Regions from separate parts of the Homo sapiens genome. Here region 2 is linked to region 1. A link is an interaction called in ENCODE POLR2A ChIA-PET data of the cell type or tissue named here. Cell type or tissue: MCF 10A. All regions are shown on one strand. Each heading gives the region's core, and the rest is flanking DNA. Links, peaks and the distances in the headings are about the cores only.

Region 1 (12,628 bases), core at 1,805-9,804:
CAGATTATTTTAGGCCACAGAGATACAAAAGTTGATTATATTTAAAAGCAAACAGACCCAGTCCTTTAACCTTGATCAATATACCATGTTTCACTTTCTCATCCAAACTGTAACAGCTAAGACTTCTAGAGGGCTTGCAATGCCTTGACAGGTGCTAAGTGTTTTACCTGTATTATCTCACTTGATCTACCCGACAATGCTATGAGGTACATTCTATTGTTATCTCTATTTTTTGGATGAAAAAACAGCAGCACAAAGAAGTTCAGTAACTGGCCTAAGGCCACACAGCTTGTCTTCCTGAAGACTGGACCCAAACCCAGGCAGTCATAGAACATGCTGGTCGCTATTGGGCCGCTTGTTCTATGGGGGACGGTGCTCCAGGAACACAGCAATGCGGTTTAGGATTCCAGGACCTGGGGCAGCTGCTGCTTCTTTCTTAGTTCTCGACAGACCACTGAGTGCAGTTTTTCTAAATCTTTTCCCCACTTTGATATGTGGTCCATAAAACTGCTTCCACACGTATAACCCACTGTGAAGTTTAAAATGATTTCATGTTTGGGCAAATTCCTACTGAATGTTAAGCTAGATAGGAAACAAGTTCTGACTAACACAGATGAAGGTCTGAATGAAGAAGTCTTACTTTTATAAAGGAATTTTCCCCTCCTCACCAAATCCAGTTTTAAATGTTGATATCTCTGTTGCAAAAAGATGATAAATAAATGTGTCCTTTGCTCAGTAGTGGGTGTATGGGTGTGGATATAAGGGTAAGAAAGTTAAGAAATGTCCAGTAGTATACAAAGGGCATTCTTGGGCTGGGTGTAATCCCAGCCCTTTGAGGGGCTGAGGTGGAAGGATTCCTTGGGCTCAGGAGTTCAAGGCCAGCCCTGGGAGTTCAAGGCCAGCCCTGGGCAAAATAGCAAGACCCTATCTCTAAAAAAAAAAAAAAAAGAAAGAAAGAAAAAAAGAAAGAAAGAAAAGAAAAATTAAAAAGGTAAAGGGCATTTTTTAAAATTATTGCTATTTTTTTTTTTTTTTGAGACGGAGCCTTGCTCTGTTCCCCAGGCTGGAGTGCAGTAGTGCGATCTTGGCTCACTGCAACCTCTGCCTCCCAAGTTCACGTGATTCTCCTGCCTCAGCCTCCCAAGTAGCTGAGATTACAGGCATGTGCCACCACACCCGACTGATTTTTGTATTTTTAGTAGAGACAGGTTTTCACCATGTTGGCCAGGCTGGTCTCGAACCCCTGACCTCAGGTGATCCACGCACCTTGGTCTCCCAAAGTGCTGGGATTACAGGTGTGAACCACCGTGCCCGGCAGGGCAGTCTTTTTCTTTAGATTCTTTTTCTTTGGGCCTCGTCTGTAACCATCCATAGTAATAGCTATTTTCTTCCATCCTTCCCTCACTGAGGAGGAAATGATTTCCTTTCATTCCTTCTGGTTGTTCTAGAGCAGGACTTCTCTACCTGAGTGCTATTGACATTTTGGATGGGATAATTCTTTGTTATGGAGGGCTGTCCTGTAGATTGTAGGATTTTCTGCAGGATCCCTGGCCTCTACCCAGTAGACACAGCAGCACCTCATTTCAGTGTGACAACCAAAAATGTCTTGCCTCATGTCCCCTGGGGAGTAGAGAGGGAGGGGCAAAATCACCCCGGTTTGAGAACCACTGTTCTGGAAATATTCACTGGCATTGCAACCCCACACATTCACATTTTGCCATATTGCATCCTTAACTATTGTTTCAAAGATTTCAAGGCCACGTATTAGGTGTTCCCAGTATTGTTTCTCTGTTTTTCTCCCTGTCCTTGCCTTTTGTGCCCTCATTGGATGAACTCCCCAGGAAATATCCTGAAGGTGACATGCTGAATGCTGCAGCCGGGAGCACGGAAATGGCTTTGGAGGATCCATGTATCCCAGGGTGGGACCCTGGGGGATGCAGGCATACTCTACCATCACCACTGCCTTATCTGCAGAGCTGGCTTGCTCCTGCGGGCCTTCCTCTTAAGTTTATGTGGACACCATAGCACCGCTGACATTATTCTGGTAGTTCCTTGTAGAAAACAAATGTCTCATCTTTGATGGTGTTGATAAACATAAAACACCTGTGCTCCAAGTGCAGTTTGTCTGAGGACAAAGGCAGGACTCTGATATACAGAATAAGCGACGAAGACAGGTTAAGAATGCTGACTAGAGATAGTAGCTTGTTTTTGCTCCACTTATATGTAGGTCTCAATGATGCATGTATTGATGGATGTGAATATGTGGCAGAAAATTGTTTCCATTTTTTGGATCCAGTTTAAAAAGATAAATTAGATAAGACTGCCCATGGAGAGCTTCTAGTTGACTTTCAACCATGATGTCCGATGATTCAATAATAGTAATGGCTAACACTTTTTTTTTTTTAAGAGATGAGATCTTGCTATATTTGCCAGGCTGGTTTTGAACTCCTGGGCTCAAGTGATCCTCCCTCCTCAGCCTCCCAAAGTACTGGGATTATAGGTGTAAGCCACCGCACCCAGCCACTAACACTTATTGAGCACATACTGTGTGCCAAAACTGTACCAAGGGCTTTACTTGACTGTCTCATTTTAACCTTACAGCAGGTTTAAGAAGTACATGTCATTATCATCTCCATTTTACAGATAACCAAACAGACTCATATTGATCAAGTTACTTTTCTGAGCTTATATTTCTTTTTTTTCTTTTTCTTTTTTCTTTGTTTCTTTCTTTCTCTTTCTCTTTCTTTTTCCTTTTTTTTTTTTTTTTTTTGTGAGACAGAGTCTCGCTCTATTGCTCAGGCTGGAGTGCAATGGCACGATCTTGGCTCACCGCAACCTCTGCTTCCCAGGTTCAAACAATTCTTGTGTCTCAGCCTCCCGAGTAGCTGGGATCACAGGCATGTACCACCACACCCAACTAATTTTTGTATTTTTAGTAGAGAGGGGTTTTCACCATGTTGGCCAAGGCTGGTCTTGAACTCCTGGCCTCAAGCAATCCACCTGCCTTGGCCTTCCAAAGTGCTGCGGTTATAGATGTGAGCCACCACTTCTATAATCACATCTATCTATAACCACACGAGCCCGGCCTGAGCTCGTATTTCTTATAAAGACACAAAATAGAGATTGAAGGCCCAGCGCAGTGGCTGGTGCCTGTAATTCCAGCGCTTTCAGAGACTGAGGCAGGAGAATTGCTCGAGGCCTGGAGTTTGAGACCAGCCTGGGCAACATAATGAAACTCTGTCTCTATTAAAAAATTTTTTAAAATTAGCTGGGTGCGGTGGCATGTGCCTGTACTCCTAGCTACTTGGGAGGCTGAGGTGGGAGGATCCCTTGAGCCAGGAGGTTGAGGCTACAGTGAGCCATGATCGTGCCAGTGCACAACAGCCTGGGTGACAGAGTGAGACCTTGTCTCAAAAAAAAAAAAAAAAAAAAGAGAGTTTTTTTTTTTCCAGGGAGTTTGTCTCCAACGTTTTTGGTTATTGTCGTTCTTATGTATATGTGTAGAATATTTTCCAAATTGTGGTAAAAGACACATTCACAGAAATCTTAACCGTTTTTAAGTGTACAGTTCACTGACATTAAGCACATTCACACATTGTGCAGCCGTCACCACCGTCCATCTCCAGAACATTTTCATCTTTCCAAACTGAAGCTCTGTACCTGTTAAACAATAACTCCCATTCCCCTCCCCCACTCTAGCCTTTGGTAACCCACATTCTACTTTCTCTCTCTATGAATCTGACTCCTCTAGGTATCTCAAATAAATGGAATCATCCAGTATTTGTTTTTCTGTGTCTGGCTTATTTTTACTAAGCGTAATGTCCTCGAGGTTCATCCTTGTTGTTGCATGTGCCAGAATTTCCTTCCTATTTAAGGCTGAATAATATTCCATTGTATGGACAGGCCACATTGTGTTTGTCCATTCATCCATCATCATGGGTTACTCAGTTGCTTCTGCCTTTTGGCTATCACAAATAATATTTCCATGAACACTGGTGTACAAATATACCTTCAAGATCCTGTTTTCTTTTCTTTTCTTTTTTGTTTTTCGAGACAGAGTCTTGCTCTGTCGCCCAGGCTGGAGTGCAGTGGCGCGATCTCAGCTCACTGCAACCTCCCATGCCTGGGTTCAAGTGATTGTCCTCCCTCAGCCTCCCGAGTAGCTGGGATTACAGGCACGTGCCACCACGGCTGGCTAATTTATTTTTGAGACAGAGTTTCACTCTTGTTGCCCAGGCTGGAGTGCAATGGCACGATCTGGGCTCACCGCAACCTCAGCCTCCCGGGTTCAAGCAATTCTTCTGCCTCAGCCTCCCTAGTAGCTGGGATTTCAGGCATGTGCCACCATATCCAGCTAATTTTGTATTTTTAGTAGAGACGGGATTTCACCATGTTGGCCAGGCTAGTCTCAAACTCCTGACCTCAAATGATTCACTCACCTCGGCCTCCCAAAGTGCTGGGATTACAGGCATGAGCCACTTCGCCTGGCCGCCTAGCTAATTTTTGTATTTTTTAGTAGAGACAGGGTTTCACCGTGTTGGCCAGGCTGGTCTTGAACTCATGACCTCAAGTGATCCGCCTGCCTCGGCCTCCCAAAGTGCTGGAATTATAAGCGTGAGCCACTGTGCCTAGCCAAGACTCTGTTTTCAGTTCTCCTGGATGTAACCCCAGTGGTGAGATTGCTGGATCATATGGTAATCGTCTGTGTAGTTTTTTTGAGGGACTCCCATACTGTTTTCCACACCGGCTACACCATTTCACATTCCACCAACAATGCACAAGGGTTCTAATTTCTCCACACCCTCACCCACCATTATTATTTTGTTTGTTTCTGTTTTCTTTTTTTTTTTTAAGTACAATTTCCATTTAATTTTTTTCCAGAGAATAGTTCGTCTTCAGTCTTTAAGGACTCAGCTCTTTACATGGACTTTGCTGGCAGTTGTGGGGCAGCACCCGCAGGTCTAAACGGGGTGGGGGTGTTCGGTCCTTGCGGGCTTCATGAGATCGATTCCTGACTACTTTGCTGTGAATTGCACAACTCACACAGTAACGTAGCTTTACATACAGCTCGGGAAGCACATAGACATCGAAGACGCTCGCTTCAGAAATGTCCCTGACTGCTGCGGTCTCCACTATGTTTCGAGAGACGAATTTCTTAATGGGTTTGTCCTTGGGCACACATAGGGCACAGTTTGTGCAGCGAATAGGCTATACGTGGCCGCGGCTCTTTTTGGCACAATTATTGTTCCTTCTTTTCTTCATCATCTTGAAGACACGGACCAGAGAGAGGAGTTGTTTCTGTTTTCAATAGTTGCCAACCTTATGGCTGTAAAGTGTGTCCCTAAGACTTTGAAATTAGTTATATGCCAAGTCTTTCCCTTCTAGACCTTTTCTTCTTAATTCAATAGCAACACACACACTCAATGGAAAGATCTTGATCATAATATGGCAGCTCATGAGGATTCATGCTCATTACACTCTTCACTGTCCTTGCTGGTCAGTTCTTTGGTAAGCTGGTAAGGTGGTTGGTTGGGAAGGCAGGAATGGATAATATAAAACTACCTTCTCTCTCTAGTCCCGAGCCCTGGGGATGTGAAAGCACACTTCTTCCTCTTTTCTCCCTCTTCTATACTTTTAGGGGGTCTCTCTAAGCATTTAGGAAACATGTTGAAAAGAAACACGTCACATTACAGAAAAGATCAGCCTATTCTGATTCCATTAATTTTAATGGGAATGATCTTTCAGGAAACCTGTTCTGACTTGATCAAGGGCGCTTGGTCTAGGCAGATTCTCCACCTGGCATTCAGAACTTGACAAAAGGTGTGGCTGCTGAAGCAGAGAGGAATGACTCACACCTGCCCACGACTCAGCAGGGGCCCTACCCAAGGCGGGTCCCTTTCTCCTCCTTCTCCCTGTTTTTCCTCTGTCTGCTTCAAGCTCTCAGGCCTTCTCTGCTTCCAGGCACCCTGGGAAACAGTGGCTGAAATAACACAGGAATGAATCATCCCCACCTGACCAAAAGAAGGGAAGGCAGGAGCAGCTCTTGATTGAGTGAGTTTCAAGGCCCGAGTTCCCCAACTCACAGCCACGACAGCGTCAGAGCAGCTTCTGCTTCCACGGCATCTGGCTCCGAATCTGGACCAAAGCCAGCTTTCATTAGGATGCCAGTGCACGGAGGCAGCAAGCGAATGCTGTTAATTAGGTTTGGGGTGTATCCTGGCAATTTAAAGAATCACCCAGTGTTGCAATCATAGAACTGTGGCATTTTAGGGCTGAAACGGATTTCACATATACAATGTCATAGAACTTCAGAATTTAAATAACTGGCTCACCAGAGCCAATGGCTTCATTTTCAGGATATTTTCAAGCCGGTTTACTTCAAATTGGTAGTTTGAAATGGGCCTTTAGTGGGATTATTTACACCACAGAAACTGACAAACACTACAAATCAGGCTTATCTCCCCTCCCACTTCACTAAGAGCTGATTGTTAAAAAATGTACTAGCCCATCATTGACCTTGTCCAAATCCTTCATTTATAGATGAGAAAACCTCAGCCTAGAGACAGGAAATGACTTACCCAGGGTCATGCTATTAATTAGCAGCAGAATTTAGAATCCAAATCTTTTGCGTTCTTTTTTTTTTTTTTTGATACAGAGTCTCACTCTGTTACCCAGGCTGGAGTGCAGTGGTGCAATCTCAGCTCACTGCAACCACTGCCTCCTGGGTTCAAGCGACTCTCCTGCCTCAACTTCCCATGTAGCTGGGATTACAGGCACCCGCCACCACACCCAGCTAATTTTTGTATTTTTAGTAAAGACAAGGTTTCACCATGTTGGCCAGGCTGGTCTTGAACTCCTGACCTCAAGTGATCCACCTGCCTCAGCCTCCCAAAGTCCTAGACATGAACCACTGCGCCTGGCCTTTTGCATTCTATTTCAATGAGTGGATGCTGAAAGCATAGTCTGGTCACACCAGCCTAGAATCCTGTCAAAAAACAGAAGCAGGAGGATGTTATTGCACTATTAATAGGGAGTGAGGGACAAATAATTCCTCTGAAAATAGGTTCTCAGGGGAAAGAGACTGACTGCTATTAAACCCCTCCTGAAATTCCCTCTCATAGTTTAAGCTGAATATGGGGCAATGTTCTTACTATACTTAGGTGGAATGCAACAGGGAGATGCAGACACAATCGTGTATTTGTAATATCCTCAACAATTAGAGGCTTCTTTGCCCTTGAGGGGAAAAGTGGCATGCCCTGTAGGCTGGGGTCAACAGCGTGACCACAAGTAAGAAGAAACAAACTAGACTGGAAATACGTCATTTAGAATGGGTTATTGGACTCGCTCTATTGTCTTTGTGATAAATGTGAATTCAACACGAAAGCAAATTAACTTTGATGCTCGCATTTTCCCCCACAGTGTGATTTTTCTGTACTTGCACAGCTGAGCTCAAAGTTCTGGTTAGGACTTTTACAGGAGGATAAAAGTCAGGAAAGCATGGACACTTATAAATTAGAGCAGCATGCATGGTGGCTCACGCCTGGAATCCCAGCACTTTGGGAGGCCAAGGCAGGAGAATCACTTAAGGCCAGGAGTTTGAGGGCCAGCCTGGGCACCATAGTAAGACCCCATCTCTACAAAAAACTTGAAGGCTAGCCAGGTATGGTGGCTCAAGCCTGTAGTCTCAGCTACTGGGGAGGCTGAGGCAGAAGGATCACTGGAGCCCCGATTGAGCCATAGCACTCCAGCCTGGACAACAGAGCGAGACTGTCACCAAAAGAAAAAAAAAAATTAAAATGTAAGACAGGCAAGGCAAGGAAAGGATGGATGGAAGAGATGGAAACTCTAGTTAGAGGGTGCATTCCACCTTCTTAGGGTGGCTCTGGGGAGCCAGTATGAACCAGTTCCAGGACAATACCAGATAGGATCAATACCACATGTTATTTAAATTCTGAAGTTCTATGACATTGTATATGTGAAATCCGTTTCAGCCCTAAAATGCCACAATTCTATGGTTGCAACACTGGGTGATTCTTTAAATTGCCAGGATACACCCCAAACCTAAGTCAGAGGGTGCAGCCACAAGAGCTGACTCTCGGAAAGGTAAAGGGACAGCCCCACCCCACAGAGGGCAGCGAGCCTGCGGGGAATGATGGGGCCTCTGCTTCCATGTGGTTGAATCACCTGGACTAGTGAGACCTGAACAGGAGCTGGAGTGGCCAGGTTGCATGGGATGCAGGAGAAGGGAGGAATGGGCCAGATCTCTCCAGTGGGGCTATCCACGCCACAGCCTCCACACTCACGCTATAACCGTCTGCAGTTTGTCTGGTCCAACCTGCCCTACGATGAGTGAGCTCTGCCGAAAGCCACCAGCGTCCTTCTCGTCCTTTCCTAGAGGCTCATCTCAGTCCCAGCCTCCTCCACCGCGGCAGTGTTTGCTACACCTGGCTCCAAGGGAGAGCACTGCCTCCTTTCCCGCATGCCCCAGCTGCACCGCATGACTCGGTCCGTTACACACTGCAGTGCTGGTAGCTCTTTAGCCTATCACTGGGCTCTTGGCCCTGCTTGTAGTCACTGTCTCCTGGGAAGAGTGACAGGATTCCTGGTGTCCCTGACCAGGACAAGGGGTCATTCATGCTGGGCAAAGGAAGAGGGAGGCCAGGCCTGGACAGGCTGCCGTCTTGCCCAGATGCAAATGCCAGTTGTCAGAGCAGGGGCCCCTATGTGATGGGAGCAGAAAGAGGCCAGCGAGTGGAAGCCACCCCCTGAAGCAGGGAGCCCAGCCAAGAACTCCAAGGGGCCATACCAACTTCGGGCTGGGGTGTGAGGAACTCTGCTCCCTTTTGGAGGGAAACCCACGAGCCCCATAGAGTACCATGGCTGTGCTGGCAATGAGAACTGTATAGCCTGCAGATCTGATGTTTACTGTATTCTTTTGCTCTCTGTTGGCAATACTTAGAAAAGTCTTTGAAAGTTCCAGCATCTAACAGTAAGAGGGGAAAAAGAGGGAAAGGGTTGTATCTACTCTTGGCCAAAATACTAAAGCAGCAGCAGCTTGCTAAATAGTTAAGGTCCTGGTTTTTGTTTTTTTGTTGTTTGTTTTGTTTTGTTCTTGGGATGGAGTTTCACTCTTTTTGCCCAGGCTGGAGTGCAGTGGCATGATCTCGGCTCACCGCAACCTCCGCCTCCGGGGTTCAAGTGATTCTCCTGACTCAGCCTCCTGAGTAGCTGGGATTACAGGCATGCGCCACCACGCCTGGCTAATTTTCTATTTTTAGTAGAAACGGGGTTTCTCCATGTTGGTCAGGTTGGTCTTGAACTCCTGACTTCAGGTGATCCGCCCGCCTCGGCCTCTCAAAGTGCTAGGATTACAGGTGTGAGCAACTGTGCCCAGCTGTTTTGTTTTGTCTTTTTGAGTCGGAGTCTCACTCCGTCACCCAGGTTGGAGTGCAGCGGCACGATCTCAGCTCACTGCAAACTCCGCCTCCCAGGTTCAAGCAATTCTCCTGCCTCAGCCTCCCGAGTAGCTGGAATTACAGGCACATGCCACCACGCCCAGCTAATTTTTGTATTTTTAATAGAGACGGGGTTTCACCATGTTGGCCAGGCTGGTCTTGAACTCCTGACCTCAGGCAATCCACCCACCTAGGCCTTCCAAAGTGCTGGGATTACAGGCGTGAGCCACCACGCCCTGCCGGGTCCTGGGTTTTAAGGTGATTTTTGATTTATGCCACCTCCTCTTTGAAATCCCTCTCCAGACTTCTGAACCTTGGCACTGCCCTCATTCTCCTCCTACATCGCCTCAGTCACCTTTGATGCCTCCTTCTTCTCCTGCCCCAAAAACGGGCTGTTTGGCAAGGTTACGTCCTCTGCTGCCTTCCTGTCTCTTCACTCTGTCCTCCACAGTATCATCTGTTGTTCAAGACTTCAGCTGTAACCTTGGGAGGATGATCCCAAATCTAGCACTGACTTTCTCCAGACACATTGTCAACCTTCTGGGCTGCACTGCCTGGATAGGCAATGGTTGTCTTACCACAGTATTCCCCAAAATGAATTTATTTCTTTCACCCCAAGCTCAAAAATTTCAGGATGGCCTTGGACTACCTCCCTACCCGCTTAGCCCTACCTCTAGTTATCAAAGCCTGTTGACTCTATGTCCCTGGTCCCTTTACACCCTCCTCTTTCCAATACCAGCATCCCCACCCAATCCAAGGGCACCTTACCTCTTCCCTGCATCATTGCAAAACCCTGCAAACTGGTCTCCCCACTTCCAGTATCTCCCCATTCTAAGCCAACCTAGATCCGTCCTGACAGCCTTCCGTCAGCAAGCCCAGCCCAGGATTTCTATGCCGCAAGCTCAAACACCTTTCCGGCCACAGATGGAGCGCCTTGACCAAAATATACGGTCAGTACTCCCTACACACAATCTCATGTTTCCCTACCTGTTTCTTCTCAGTAGAACACTCTCCATTGCAACCTCACCTGCTGAAAGCCCTTTGAACCGAATCCAAGGCCCTTTGTTTCTTTTCTTTTTTTTTTGTAGAAGGACTCTGGCCTTGTTGCCTAGGCTGGAGTGTAGTGGTGCAATCTCGGCTCACTGCAAACTCTGCCTCCTGGGTTCAAGCGATTCTCCTGCCTGAGACCCCTGCTGCCACCATCCCTACCACCCCCCACCCCCCGAATAGCTGGCATTACAGGTGCCCACCACCATGCCCAGCTAATTTTTGTATTTTAGTAGAGACAGGGTTTCACCATGTTGGCCAGGCTGGTCTCGAACTCCTGACCTCAGGTGATCCACCTGCCTCAGCCTCCCAAAGTGCTGGGATGAGAGGCATGAGCCACTGCACCTGGCTGCAAGGCCCATTTTAAAAGACACAGCACCCTCGGGGCCTTTCCTGGTACCCGCTCACGGCACCATGCTCCTGGTCTGGGGCACGTGTCCTCTTCTGCCATGTTCCACAGCAATGCCTGGGCTTGTTTTCTTTCACCTGCGCCTTCTTCCTTTCCCCCCACCTCTGGGAATGCCATGATCTCTCAGTTGTCCATGACACAAACTTAGAAATTGTTCTAGGTTCCTTCCTCTCCCTCCCCCTGCGCTCCAGTGCTCCCAAGTCTGCTCCTTAAATCGCCCCACTTTTTACCCCCTTCTGTTCAGCCTTCCTTTCCCTCCCTTGGCTCAGGCCACACTCATCCAGGGAGCTGGGGCAGGACTTCCCATGTGTCCCTGAGGTAGGCAGCCCCTTCCTGCTCACCCACTACCTGTGTGTCCTCAGCCTTTCCTCAATTGCCTCACCCGCAAAAGGGGATTTAAAAAACCACACACACTTGGGGAGCTGAGGAGGGAGGATCACTTGAAGCCAGAAGTTCGAGATCAACCTCGGCAACATAGACAGACCTTGTCTTTAGAAAAAATAAAATAAATTAGCCAGGCATGGTGGTGTACGCCACCTACTTGGGAGTCCTACCTACTTGGGAGGCTGAGGTAGGAGGGAGAATTCCTTGAGTCAGAGTTCAAAGCAGCAGTGAAATGTGATCATGCTACTGATCTCCAGCCTGGGTGACAGAGCAAGACCTTGTATTTACAAAATAAAAATAAACAACACTCTCAAAATTCATACACACACACACACACACACACACAAACACACACACACACACAGAGTATCCCTTATCTGAAATGCCTGGGACTAGATATGTTTTGAACTTTGGATTTTTTCAGATTCTGGAACATTTGTATATACAGGCATACCTCATTTTATTGCAATTTGCTTTTTTATGCTTCGCAGATATTGAATGTTTTACAGATTGAAGGTTTGTGGCCAACCCTGTGTCAAGCAAGTCTATCAGCGCCATTTTTCCAACAGCATATGCTCACTTCATTCCTCTGTCACATTTTGGTAATTTTTGCAATATTTCAAAGTTTTTCATTATTATTATATCTGCTCTGGTGATCTGTGACCGGTGACCTTTGATGTCACTATTGTGATTGTTTTGGGGCACCACAAGCCACGCCCATATAAGACAGTGAACTTCATTGATAAATGTTTTGCGGGTTCTGTGCTCCACCACCCGGCCTTTCCCACATCTTTCTCCCTCTCCTCAGGCCTCCCTATTCCCTGAGACACAACAATATTGAAATTAGGCCAGTTAATAACCTGACAATGGCCTCTTAAGTGTTCAAGTGAAAGGAAGTGTGCAAGTCTCTCACCTTAAAGCAGAGGCTGGTAATGGTGAAGCTTGGTGAGGAAGGCATGTCAAAAGCTAAGGTGGGCTCTTGCACCAGAGAGTTAGTCAAGTTGTGAATGCAAAGGAAAGTTCTTGAAGAAAATTAAAAGTGCTACTCCAGAGAGCCATGAATGATAAGAAAGCGAACAGCCTTTTGCTGATATGGAGAAAGTTTGAGTGGTGTGGATAGAAGATCAAACCAGCCACAACATTCCCTTAAGCCAAAACTAATCCAGAGCAAGGCCCTAACTCTCTTCAATTCTGTGAAGGCTGAGAAAGATGAGGAAGCTGCAGAAGAAAAGTTTGAAGTTACGAGAGGTTGGTTCATGAGGCTTAAGAAGCACAGTCATTTTCATAACATAGAAATGCAAGGTGAAGCAACAAGTGCTGATGGAGAAGCTGC
Region 2 (12,628 bases), core at 1,985-9,984, 61 kb after region 1:
TGTGGTGTTTTCAAGCCCTGGCTTACTGAGCGCCAAGAAACTCAATCTCGCTTTTTTTTTTTTTTTTTTTAAGACTAGTTGAAGCTGGTCAAGTGGAGCACTGTGGGTGGAGAACCAAGACTCTCTTAACAGAGATTAGGGTCAGCAGCAACTGGACAATGTTTAGCTCCAGATAAATTCTGGAGGAGCTGCCGGGCGCAGTGGCTCATGCCTGGAATCCCAGCACTTTGAGAGGCCGACGTGGGTGGATCACAAGGTCAAGAGTTCAAGACCAGCCTGACCAACATGGTGAAACCCCGCCTCTACTAAAAATACAAAAATTAGCCGGGTGTGGTGTTGCACACCTGTAATCCCAGCTACTCAGGAGACTGAGGCAGGAGAATCACTTGAACCCGGGAGGCGGAGGTTACAGTGAGCGAAGATCGTACCACTACACTCCAGCCTAGCCAACAGAGGGAGACTCCGTCTCAAAAAAAAAAAAAAAAAAAAAAATCTGGAGGAGATCTAGGAAAAGTCACACACATGTGCAGACACACAACACACACATACGTGAGCCCTCCCGAGGAATCCCTGCTGGGAGTCTCTCCTGGGAGTCAGAGTAAACAAAACCAAATCAATAACACAAAAGATAAGGGCTCCCAGTCTTTCATTGCCATCTGATTTCCAGAGAGAATTCCACTCACAGGGGGAGAGAAGGCCGAATTTACAAGAAAGGCATCCTTAGGAGTGAAAGGTCAGTTTCAGATCAATTCCTGTTCAGAATATGAGGCCATTCTACTATGGCCTAAGTGAAACTCATGTGGATTTTAAAATTATACATGGTAGCCGGGCGTGGTGGCTCATACTTGTAATCCCAACACTTTGGGAGGCCAAGGCAGGAGGATTGCTTAAGACCAGAAGTTGGAGACCAGCCTGGCCAATATAGTGAGACCTTGTCTCTATAAATAATTAAAAAGTTAGCTGGACATGGTGGTGCGTGCCTGTGATCCCATCTACTTAGGAGGCTAAGGTGGAAGGATCACACAATTGAGGCTGCAGTGAGCCGTGATGGTGCCACTGCACTTCAGCCTGGGCAACAGAGCAAGATCCTGTCTCAAAAGAAAAAAAAACTAACAAAAAAATAAATTTTACATATCATTGCCCTATCAGTGGCTAAAATATTTTTTTTATTTTTTGTTTTTATTTTTATTTTATATATATTTTTTGAGACAGAGTATCGCTCTTGTCACCCAGGCTGGAGTGCAATGGCACAATATCGGCTCACTGAAACCTCCGCCTCGAGGGTTCAAGCAATTCTCCTGCCTCAGCCTCCCAATTAGCTGGGATTACAGGCACCCACCACCACGCCCGGCTAATTTTTGTATTTTTAGTAGAGACGGGGTTTCATCACGTTGGCCAGGCTGGTCTCAAACTCCTGGCCTCAAGTGATCCACCCGCCTCCGCCTCCCAAAGTTCTAGGATTACAGACGTGTGTCACCGTGCCCAGCCAGTGGCTAAAATATTCTTTAATGGAAAATAGACACATTTTTTTAACCTGCATCTTTTGCTTTGGGAGCGGCAGTGTCATCTCCCCTGCACTACTGGGACAGTCCTAATTGGCCTCTCCTCCTCTCATCTAACCCAGTCCAGTCCACCCTACACAGCGGCGCAAGCTGACCTTCCCCCCACATTGCCCTGTCAATCCCCTGCTCCAGAACATTCTGTGACTCTCTGGTACCAACAGGACAAAGTCCCAATTCTCAGCCTCGTGTGTGGACAGACAGGACCCTGGCTATCTTTCCACCGTCCTCCCACACACACCTGACTCCAACCCAACAGGCTGACTCCCTTTCATCTGAACACTACAAGCGCATGCTAGCCCCACACTCTCTACTCTCTGTCTAGAAGGCTCTTCATTGCCTCATTCAACAAACATTTACAAAGTCCTCACTATGTACCAGGAGGCAGACTTTACAATGAGACAGCTCATGAGGGCGGCCCACCGGGAATCAGGCAGCTGTGACCCCCATGAGAAGTGGTATGGGGCTGGGGGCTGGAGAGCAGAGTTGGGGGTTGGACAGAGAAAGGCAACTTCAGTTACACTTCTCAAGCACTTTCTAACAACTGTTATTTAGGAATAGATATTGAAGGTCTGAAAAGGACACGGACAGCCAGCGAGTGACCAAGGTCTGAGGCAGGAAAATAGGGTCTGGAGGCAGGGAACATAAGGCCAATTCACACTTCCGCTATGACAGAAAATATCCTCTCCCTAGTAAATGACTTTGTAACATTACTTCAACCTCTTCATTTACATAGGGCATACCCCAAGTCCTCTACAGGGTATTTAAACTCCCCAAAATTCTGTAACGGGGCCTTTGAGCCCCTATGCTCAGGCCCACTCCCACGCTGTCGAGTGTACTTTCTTTTTTTTTTTTTTGAGATGGAGTCTTGCTGTGTCGCCCAGGCTGGAGTGCAGTGGCACAATCTCAGCTCACTGCAAGCTCTGCCTCCCGGGTTCCCACCATTCTCCTGCCTCAGCCTCCCGAGTAGCTGGGACTACAGGCACCTGCCACCACGCCCGGCTAATTTTTTTTTTTTTTTTTTTTTTGTATTTTTAGTAGAGACAGGGTTTCACCGTGTTAGCCAGGATGGTCTCGATCTTCTGATCTTGTGATCCACCCGCCTCAGCCTCCCAAAGTGCTGGGATTACAGGCTTGAGCCACAGCGCCTGGCCTGAGTGTACTTTCATTTTCAATAAACCCCCTTCATTTCTTCCTTGCTTTGTGCGTTTTGTCCAATTCTTTGTTCAAGATGCCAAGAACCTGGACACCCTCCACTGGTGACAGGTCTATGTGCCACAGCGCACCTCACGAGGCCACCTCTGCACAGAACCTTCCCAGATCAGGGCAACCCTAAGTGACCACTTCTGGGGAACAGAGGCTCTTCCGTTCTGTTTCCTTTGGCCAGGAACGACAGCAGGTAGCCTTGTTTGCAGTGTTTCTAAACCTTTGCATGCATGTTCCATCTTGCTCCCCAGCTGGACATGTTCCTGTGGGCAGGGCATAGTTTCATCCACACTAATTTGTACAGAGTAGGCAGTCAATAAAAATATCTGCTGAATGAATAGTGAATGAATGTACTCACAGCACCCGGCTATCCACCCAAAGCCATCCATCCAAGAAATAACTACAACCTGGGGTAATTAGTCTTTCTCACTTCCCAGGGCTGCTGGTTAGATCAATTCATTTGTGTCCATAATAAGAATTGAGCTCTTCGGATGAACAACACTAAATCTTGCTGGGTGAAGAAAAGGCTTACAGCAGGGGTCCGCAGCCCCCGGCCGTTGACCAGTATCTGTGTGGCCTGTTAGGAACTGGGCCGCACAGCAGGAGGTGAGCGTGGGGTGAACAAGCATTACCGCCGGAGCTCCACCTCCTGTCAGAACAGCGGTGGCATGAGTCTCATAGCAGCACAAGCCCTATTGTGAACTGCGCGTGTGAGGGATCTAGGTTGCGTGCTCCTTATGAGAGTCTAACTAATGCCTGATGATCTGAGGTGGTGGTTTCATCCTGAAACCATCCCCACCCTCCCATCCATGGAAAAACTGCCTTCCACCAAACCGCTTCCTGGTGCCAAAAAGGCTAGGGACGGCTGGCTTACAGAATATATTTCACCCAGTAATAAGGGCCTCCATGAATCTCTTTAATGTGTGTATAATGTCTCCTTTAAACTCAAAATATAAGCAGTGGAGAGCCCAGAATGAGGGAGAAAAACTCATTTTTCCTCTTTAGGTATCTTTGTCTTCTTGCAGTGTCTAAAATGATCTCTGAGTACTGCATATGCTTCAAAAAATAAGAAGAAAAATCAAAGAAATGTACAAAGTAATGCACAGCTCTGAGTTGGCCTCTTCCTGCAGGGTGGGGCGGGCGGCTCCCCCAACTTGTTCTCCAGGACACCAGAGGACCGAGGAGTGTCTCACTCAGCAATTAGGGCTCCCGGAGCCACACCCAGGCCCCCAGCACCCTCCTGCTTTTGTTTCTGGGAGAAAATGCTGCTGAGCACTGACGAAATCCGCAAAGAGATTAAAAATAATTGAGGGAGATCCTCAGTTTTGCTCCCCTCGCCTTTCCCTCGGGGCTGCAGCTGCCTGCTCCCAGGAGGTGCCGTGCAGGGTGGGAGGTGGCTTTCAGGAAGGGCAGTGGGCCTGGGTGACCACACCCTTCTTCTTTAAGGCTGTCCTCCTCCCCAGTTTGGGGACACCGTGTTTTCCTTTTCCTCCCGACTCTCCTCCTTGCCAGTTTTCTGACCCTACCACCTTCTCCCACCCACCCCCATGCTCACGGTCCTACCTACCTTGAAGGTTGACAGCGTCGTTGTCTTCCCTTCTGACTCTTCACCCTCTGTCTGGGTGACTCACTTATTCCTATGATGTCCAGTAGCACCCCCGTAAGGGGGACCTCAAATTTTCACATCCATTCCCACATCTGCCCGCTGATAGCTCAGACTCATTGTTTCCCAAAGGATCTCATTCTGTCTCCAGTTCTGACCCTCCACTGATTTCCCATCTTGACCACTGCCTACCCAGTTACTGTCCCAGTCGAAACCTGGGCGCCATGTGACGACTCTGCTCCCCTCTCTACAGCTACACAACCGCCGTGTGCTGTCGGGTCTTATCCTTTCCACCCCAGCTCCCATGGCCTTGGCTCCTGTCCCCACTTTCTCACAAGCTTCCCATGGGGCTTCCCTGCCTCCATTCTCTCTCAGTCCAATTTCCACATTTTGGTTGAAGGGATATTGCTAAAATGCCAATCTGATTATGTTCTCCCCTACTTAAATTCCTAAAGTGGAATCGTACTGCCCAGAGCAGTGATTTCTAAGTCTGATTGATACATCTGGGAGCTTTAAAAAAAAACAGAGATTCCGAGGGCCCAAGAAGGGCTGAGTCAGGATCTCCAGGGAGTCTTAGGAGGTTATTCCTGCTGTGGAGTGGATTTTGAAAATTCCTTGCCTGAAGAATCATCTTCAGATCCCTTCAAAGGCCCCTTCCCCACCACATATCCTACTCTTCAGACACACTGAATGATTTCATCTCCCCACTCTCTGCATGAACTGTTGTGCTATCTGATGTCCTCTCCAACCGAAGGCTTCCCTGATGCCCCCAGGCAAGATCAATTCCATCCTCCTTTGGGCTTCTTTTGTAGCTCATAGTCAAGAAAACTTCTGCTGTACCTCTCATCACGCTGTCCCTGTATTGCAGTTTTTAAGAAGATATCTCTCGGCCGGACATGGTGTCTCATGCCTGTAATCCCAGCACTTTGGGAGGCCGAGGGGGTGGATCACTTGAGGTCAGGAAGGAGTTCGAGACCTGCCTGGCCAACACGGAGAAACCTGTCTCTCTACTAAAAATACAAAAATTAGCAGGGCATGGTGGCATGTGCCTGTGATCCCAGATACTGGGGAGGCTGAGGCAGGAGAATTGCTTGCACCCGGGAGGCGGAGGTTGCAGTAAGCCCAGATCGTGCCATTGCACTCCAGCCTGGGTGACAGAGTGAGACTCCCTCTCAAAAATAAAGAAACAAAGTAAATAAAAAGATATCTCTCTAGCTAGATTACAGACACTCCCCAGGGGAAGTCTTTTCTTTTTTGATACGGAGTCTCACTCTGTCGCCCAGGCTGGAGTGCAGTGGCACAATCTCGGCTGACTGCAAGCTCCGCCTCCCAGGTTGACGCCATTCTCCTGCCTCAGCCTCCCTAAGAGCTGGGACTACAGGCGCCTGCCATCACGCCCAGCTAGTATTTTTTTTTTTTTTTTGTATTTTTAGTAGAGATGGGTTTTCACCGTGTTAGCCAGGATGGTCTCGATCTCCTGACCTTATGATCTGCCCGCCTTGGCCTCCCAAAGTGCTGGGATTACAGGCATAAGCCACTGCGCCCGGCTTTTTTTTTTTTGGACAGTGTTTCGCTCTTGTTGCCCAGACTGGAGTGCAATAGCACAATCTCAGCTCACTGCAACCTCTGCCTCCCGGGTTCAAGAGATTCTCCTGCCTCAGCCTCCCAGGTAGCTGGGATTACAGGCATGTCCACCACACCCGGCTAATTTTTTGTATTTAGTAGAGATGGGATTTCACCATGTTGGTCAGGCTGGTCTCCAACTCCTGACCTCAACTGATCCACCCACCTTGGCCTCCCAAAGTGCTGGGCTTACAGGCATGCACCACTGTGCCCGGCTGGGAAGTCTCAATAGCGTTGCGTCCTTCCCCTGTTCAGCAACACTGGCACGTAATTGGTCCTCAATGAATATGCACTAAATGCATGACTGGATGGAGTTAAATATGAGAACACACATTATTTCCACATATGGAATTTTATAAAGATGGAATAATATAAAGAGCTACAAACAACCGTTACAGTTTCTGAAGTTTGAAAATTTCTGAAATCCCAGAAACTTTCCATTTTCTGCCTAAAATCTCCCTATCATTGCTATGAGCCTGTTTGTCCCAAGATCCTCAACTAAAACCACCAGACAGATGCAGACAAAGGAGATTTAAAAAAAACAATAATAAACCGAGCCAGGTGCCAGTGGCTCATGCCTGTAATCCCAACACTTTGGAAGGCCAAGGCAGGAGGATTACTTGAGCCCAGGTGTTGGAGACCAGCCTCGGTAACATAGAGAGACCCCGTCTCTACAAAACATTAAAAAAAACTATCCGGGGATAAGAAGCACATGCCTATAGTCCCAGCTACTCGGGAGGCTGAGCTGGGAGGATCGGTTGAGCCTGTGAGGCTAAGGCTGCAGTGAGTCGAGATCTCACCACTGCACTCAGTTCTGGGTGACAGAGTGAGAACCTGTCTCAAAAATCAACCGATTGATCAAAACTCTGCTTTTTATTATCATGGGCTGGCAATTCCAAACAATGTCAAGAGAGAAAATGCTTCCAATCCTTCTGCTCACCAAGTAAACCTGCCCTCTTGTGATTCCTTTTATCATTGTCATGAAGTGAGGACCTGTACGACCTTTAAAGCTTTATCAATGAGAAAGATTGAATACAAAAAGCTACCGATGACTGAATACTACTTTCTCCTTTACCTTCCTTGGCTTGACAAGATTTTGAGAATATAGACACGAAAGAATTAGGCATTTAGTTTTTTTGAATTTTAAGAGCATACACCAATGAAATAGGATTTCTAGTCATGTTTTCAGAGTGCTGTAGCCTGAACCACAAATTACCATGTAGTTCAGAGGAAAGATAAGTAACACACCACTCAACTGTAGTTCAGGGGAAAGATAGGTAACGAATGCACACACCTCATTTTCTTTCCTGAATTACCAAAACAAAACCACCCACAAGAATAGAGCGCTTAAAAGAAAACTGCGGAAAAACGTACAAGACAAACGTCAGCGGTAGGGCAAATAACTAACCTGAGAAAAGCCGAATACTAGATAGAGAAAAGCTAACAGCCAAAAAGCCTCAGCCTTTCATAAAGAGGCAGCACCTGGTAACCCTGGGAACTAGTGTGTCCAGAACTAGCGGGTTCTCGGTCTTACTAATTTCAAGAACGAAGTTGCAAACTTAAAGTGTTTTAGCTGTACAGTGAGTGTTCCAGCTGTTAAACACAGCGTTGCCCAGAGTTCGCTGTCTCACTAGTTCGGGAGTAAAGCTGCAGACCTTCACAGTTCATGTTATCATACTTAAAGTACCATATCTGAAGTTCTCTGTTCTTTTTCAAGGGCTCACAACCCACATTAGATTCAGAAAAATCTACAGACTTTAGCAAAAAACCGCTGAAACTCCCAACAACAATCTGAACCCAAAAAACAAAAAAAAAAAAGACAAATATCTCACATCATATGAAACAAACTAACCAAATTACCGGGGCTAGCTCGGGCAGCCTGCTTTTATTCTCTTATCTGGCCCCACCCACATCCTGCTGATTGGTCCATTTTACAGAGAGCCGATTGGTCTGTTTTACAGAGAGCTGATTGGTCCGTTTTTAACAGGGTGCTGATTGGTGCGTTTACAATCCCTGAGCTAGACACAAAAGTTCTCCACGTCCCCACTAGATTAACTAGATGCAGAGTGTTAATTGGTGTATTTACAAACCCTGAGCTAGACACAGAGTGCTGATTGGTGCATTTACAAACTTTGAGCTAGATACAGAGTGCCGATTGGTGCATTCACAATCCCTTAGATAGACATAAAGGTTCTGCAAGTCCCCACCAGATCAGCTAGACACAGAACGCCGATTGGTGCATTTACAAACCTTGAGCTAGACGCAGGGTGCTGATTGGTGCATTTACAAACCTTCATCTACATACAGAGTGCCGATTGGTGTATTCACAATCCCTTAGCTAGATAAAAAGGTTCTCCAAGTCCCCACCAGATTAGCTAGATACAGAGTGCCGATTGGTGCAGCCACAAACCCTGAGCTAGACAGAGGGTGTTGATTGGTGTGTTTACAAACCTTGAGCTAGATACAGAGTGCTGATTGGTGTATTTACAACCCCTTAGCTAGACATAAAGATTGTTCAAGTCCCCACCAGACTGACTGAGCCCAGCTGGCTTCACCCGGTGGTATTCCCCAGCGGGGCCGCAGGTAGAGCTGTCAGTCCCGCCCGTGGACCCGCACTGTTTAGTCCTTTGGGCGGTCAATGGGACTCTGTGCTGTGAAGTAGGGGGCGGCGCTCGTCCGGGAGGCTCAGGAGACTCGGGCTGTGCAGGAGCCCAGGGCGGGGTTGGGACGGGGGGCTCAGGCATGGTGGGCTGCAGGTCCCGAGCCCTGCCCCATGGGGAAGCAGCTAAGGCCTGGCAAGAAATCGAGGACAGCCGTTGTTGGCCCAAGTGCTAAGTTCCTCACTGCCTGGGCCGGCGGGGCCGGCCGAGCCCAAGCCCACCCAGAACTCGCTCTGGCCCGCAAGCGCCGCGCGCATCCCCGGTTACTGCCCGTGCCTGTCCCTCCACACCTCCCCGCAAGCCAAGGGAGCCGGCTCCGGCCTCGGCCATCCCTGGAAGGGATCCCACAGTGCAGCGGTAGGCTGAAGGACTCCTCAAGCACGGCCAGAGTGGGCGTCGAGGCCGAGGAGGTGCCAAGAGCGAAGGGGGGCTGCCAGCAGGCTGGCACCTCTCACTAGCGGGGAAGGAAGTGTGACTGGGTTTCTGAGGAGGAGCTGTTAAAGATGCTTTTAAATTCCAGGATCCCTCCCCGACTCCTGGACGGGCCCTTTCCCACTGCAGCACAAGCCTGGGGACAGATGTATTTTCAGGAGAGGGGAAAGGAGAAGGTCTCTGCACTGGGGACCAGGGGCACAGCTGCGGGGGAGGACCCGAGAGTCAGTGGGGAGGGTGGTGTGAATGTTTACACCCTAAAGAATGCAGCAGCATACCACCAAAGTCTCTAATATCAAGGAGACGCAAGGAAGGGGGAAAAGCAACTTGGGGAAATGGGACACTGCAGAGAAAAGATAACTTCCAGAACCCCCTCGAGTATTAATAAGGGAAACTGACCTGTCTCTAGCTAGAGACTCAAAACCAAGTCAGGACAGCATGTTTTTAAAGCCAGATGACAGCAATATAGAGAAAAGAGAGTGTATTCATAAAAGAAGAATGCAATGAGGTTTTTTGTTTTGTTTTAGTTTTTTGTTTTGTTTTGAGACGGAGTCTCTCTCTGTCGCCAGGCTGGAGTGCTGTGGCGTGATCTCAGCTCACTGCAACCTCCGCCTCCCAGGTTCAAGTGATTCTCCTGCCTCAGCCTCTGGAGTAGCTGGGATTACAGGCACGCGCCACCACGCCAGGCTAATTTTTTTATTTTTAGTAGAGACGGGGTTTCACCATGTTGGCCAGGGATGGTCTCGATCTCCTGACCTCGTGATCCGCCCACCTCAACCTCCCAAAGTGCTGGGATGACAGGCATGAGCCACCGCGCCCGGCCCACAATGAGTTTTTTTAAAGTAGCATTCAAGAGAACAAAGAAAGATCTATTGGAAATTAAAAATATAATAGAAATGAAAAGTTCAAGGTAAAACTGGAAATCTCCCAGAGTAAAATGACAAGGAGATGAAAAATAAGTCAAGGAACTGGAGACTTGATGGTGGAGAGATGAAGAGAATCCCCGTGTGACGGGAAAAGGGGCCTGCCAGATGATTGCTGGACACCAGCGTGGGAGCAACTAGCCCGGAGGGTCTGCATGGAGACCAAACTGGGAGGATATATGATGAAAATGAACCTACTGGGACAGGACCCAGACAATGAGCAGAAAGTTTGGAGTTGAATTAGCCACAGCAGACAGAAAAGTAGGCAATTTTTTAAAAAAAAGGACAGTTGTTAATTTGGGGGAAACTTAATAGCTAAGCACAAAAGAAAAAAGTAGTTGCAATATTACAAGATTGACTCTGAACACAGATAGTCACACTGACACAAATAATGGAAATTGATGTGAAAACTCCAAGCTACCCGGGAGACTGAGGCAGAAGGATGGCTTGAACCCTGGAGTTCAAATCTGCTCTGGGCAGCATAGGGAGACTCCGTGTCTAACAAAAAGTAATAAAAGTTAAAACATAACTGGGATGACAGGCAAGAGGACAGAAGTGAAAATATGTGGAGAATGAAGAACTAAATCTTCAACTTTCATAGAAGAAAATAACTAATGTTTTAAACTGAAAAATAAAGCAATACAAGCTTGTTAATTAAATTTATCCAGGTAAATACCAAAATAATCAGTTAAAAGAACATAACTGACACTAGCAAAGGAGAAATTGGGGAAGTGGGTATAGGGGAAGTGGTTTTTTTTAACTTAATAATTTGATTGACTTTGAAAAATAAGGGCGTGGCATGATGGTTCATGTCTGTAATCCTAGCACTTGGGAGGCCAAGGCAGGCAGATGGCTTGAGCCCAGAAGTTTGAGACCAGCTTGAGCAACACAGTGAGACCCCATCTCTACAAAAAATACAAAAAATAAGTGGATGTGGTGGCGTGCACCTGTAGTCCCACCTACCTACGAGGCTGATGTGGGAAGATTGATTGAGCCCAGGAGGCAGAGGTTGTAGTGAGCTGAGGTCGAGCCACTGTACTCCAGCCTGGGTGACAGAGTGAGACCCTGTCTCAAACCTTTTAAAAAAGAAAAATAAGTACATACATATACATTTGACAAAAAGTGAAACGGCAATATTGGATGTTTTTGCAAGTGGAAAAAATGTTTATTCTAAACTAAAGTAACATTAATATAAAGTTTAGACCTTTTTTTCACAATAAAGAAACAGAATCCCCTGGCTATCATTATGGTAGGCTAACACTAAAATGAATGAAATTTCTCATCCAAAACAGGTAGAGTTATTTAATTTCCATAAGAAATTCACAACTCATCTTTGAAGCAATGATATTAATTACATGAGACATCCATAGGAAGTTTAAATCATGAAAGTATGCATCCTTTCTATCAATGCTTTTTATAGAAGTGAAAAACAAGGCCGGGCGTGGTGGCTCATACCTGTAATCCTAGCATTTTGGGAGGCCAAGGTGGGTGGATCATGAGGTCAGGAGTTCAAGACCAGCCAGGCCAACATGGTGAAATCCTGTCTACTAAAAATACAAAAAAAAAAAATTAGCCAGGCATGGTGACACACACCTCTAATCCCAGCTACTCTGGAGGCTGAGGCAGGAGAATTGCTTAAACCCAGGAGGCGGAGGTTGCAGTGAGCCAAGATCACACCACTGCACTCCAGCCTAAGTGACAGAGCAAGACTCTGTCTCGGGAAAAAAAAAAAAAAAAAAAGAAGTGAAAAACATCTTTACAAAGGCCAGTTTCCCATATTTCAATATAGATGTAAAATTCAAATGGCTTTTAGAAGTTTTCAAATTTGTAGGAAAACCCCCCACCCAATAAATCTTCTTGTCCAAATCAAGGTAAAAACTAATTTTCAGAATCTGAGAGTCAGAAGGGCCAGGCCCTCTGACTTATGAAAGTTTCTCATCTAGGATTTGGGGCATGATGAGTCCTTGGCCAGGCCTTTATTGTGGAAACCCACAGCACATTCACAGCCAGGCCACAACACATGTGGAACTAAAGTCCACCCCCTCCCTTTTTCTTTTTTCTTTAAATGAGCAGATTATTCTCAAGACTTCCTTTTTATTTATTTATTTATTTATTTATTTATTGAGACGGAGTTTTGCTTTTGTTGCCCAGGCTAGAGTGCAATGGCGCAATCTTTGCTTACCGCAGCCTCTGCCTCCCAGGTTCAAGTGATTCTCCTGCCTCAGCCTCCCGCGTAGCTGGGGTTACAGGTACGCACCACCATGCCCGGCTAATTTTGTATTTTCAGTAGAGACGGCTTCTCCATGTTAGTCAGGCTGGTCTCAAACTCCTGACCTCAGGTTTTCTGCCCACCTCGACCTCCCAAACTGCTGGGATTATAGGCGTAAGCCACCACACCCAGCCAGACTTCCATCTTAAACTGGGTTTGGAGTTTATTGTCTCCTCTCCTCACGGTTTTTCCTAGCTCAGACATCTGGTCAAAATCTACCCTCTCTCAGTCATATTGTGGCTGTCTGTCCTTTTCTTTTCTTTTTTCTTTCCTCCCCTCCCCTCCTCTCCCCTCCCTGTCCCATCCCTTTCCTTTCCTCTCTTTCTTTCTTTCCTTTATTTTCTTCTTTTTTC

What was found. Peaks named below come from ENCODE experiments on the same cell type or tissue, not always from the same donor. Only the 100,000 strongest peaks of a DNase experiment are listed, where the experiment ranks them.
Region 2: POLR2A ChIA-PET joins it to region 1 with 10 read pairs; 7 of 35 experiments call an interaction of 5 or more read pairs at or near these places.

The regions. Positions count from the first base shown.
Region 1 is chr6:7,498,840-7,511,467 of GRCh38, reverse strand. It overlaps the pseudogene RPS26P29. Among named protein-coding and RNA genes, the nearest start is that of DSP, 37 kb to the left of the region's middle. RefSeq lists an enhancer at 5,239-6,438. In MCF 10A, for the core only: no CTCF peak of the experiment used is centred there; a DNase peak (open chromatin) is centred at 5,977.
Region 2 is chr6:7,437,580-7,450,207 of GRCh38, reverse strand. The region is part of intron 2 of LOC102724234 (a long non-coding RNA gene); the gene reads right to left. Among named protein-coding and RNA genes, the nearest start is that of RIOK1, 54 kb to the right of the region's middle. In MCF 10A, for the core only: no CTCF peak of the experiment used is centred there; a DNase peak (open chromatin) is centred at 3,007.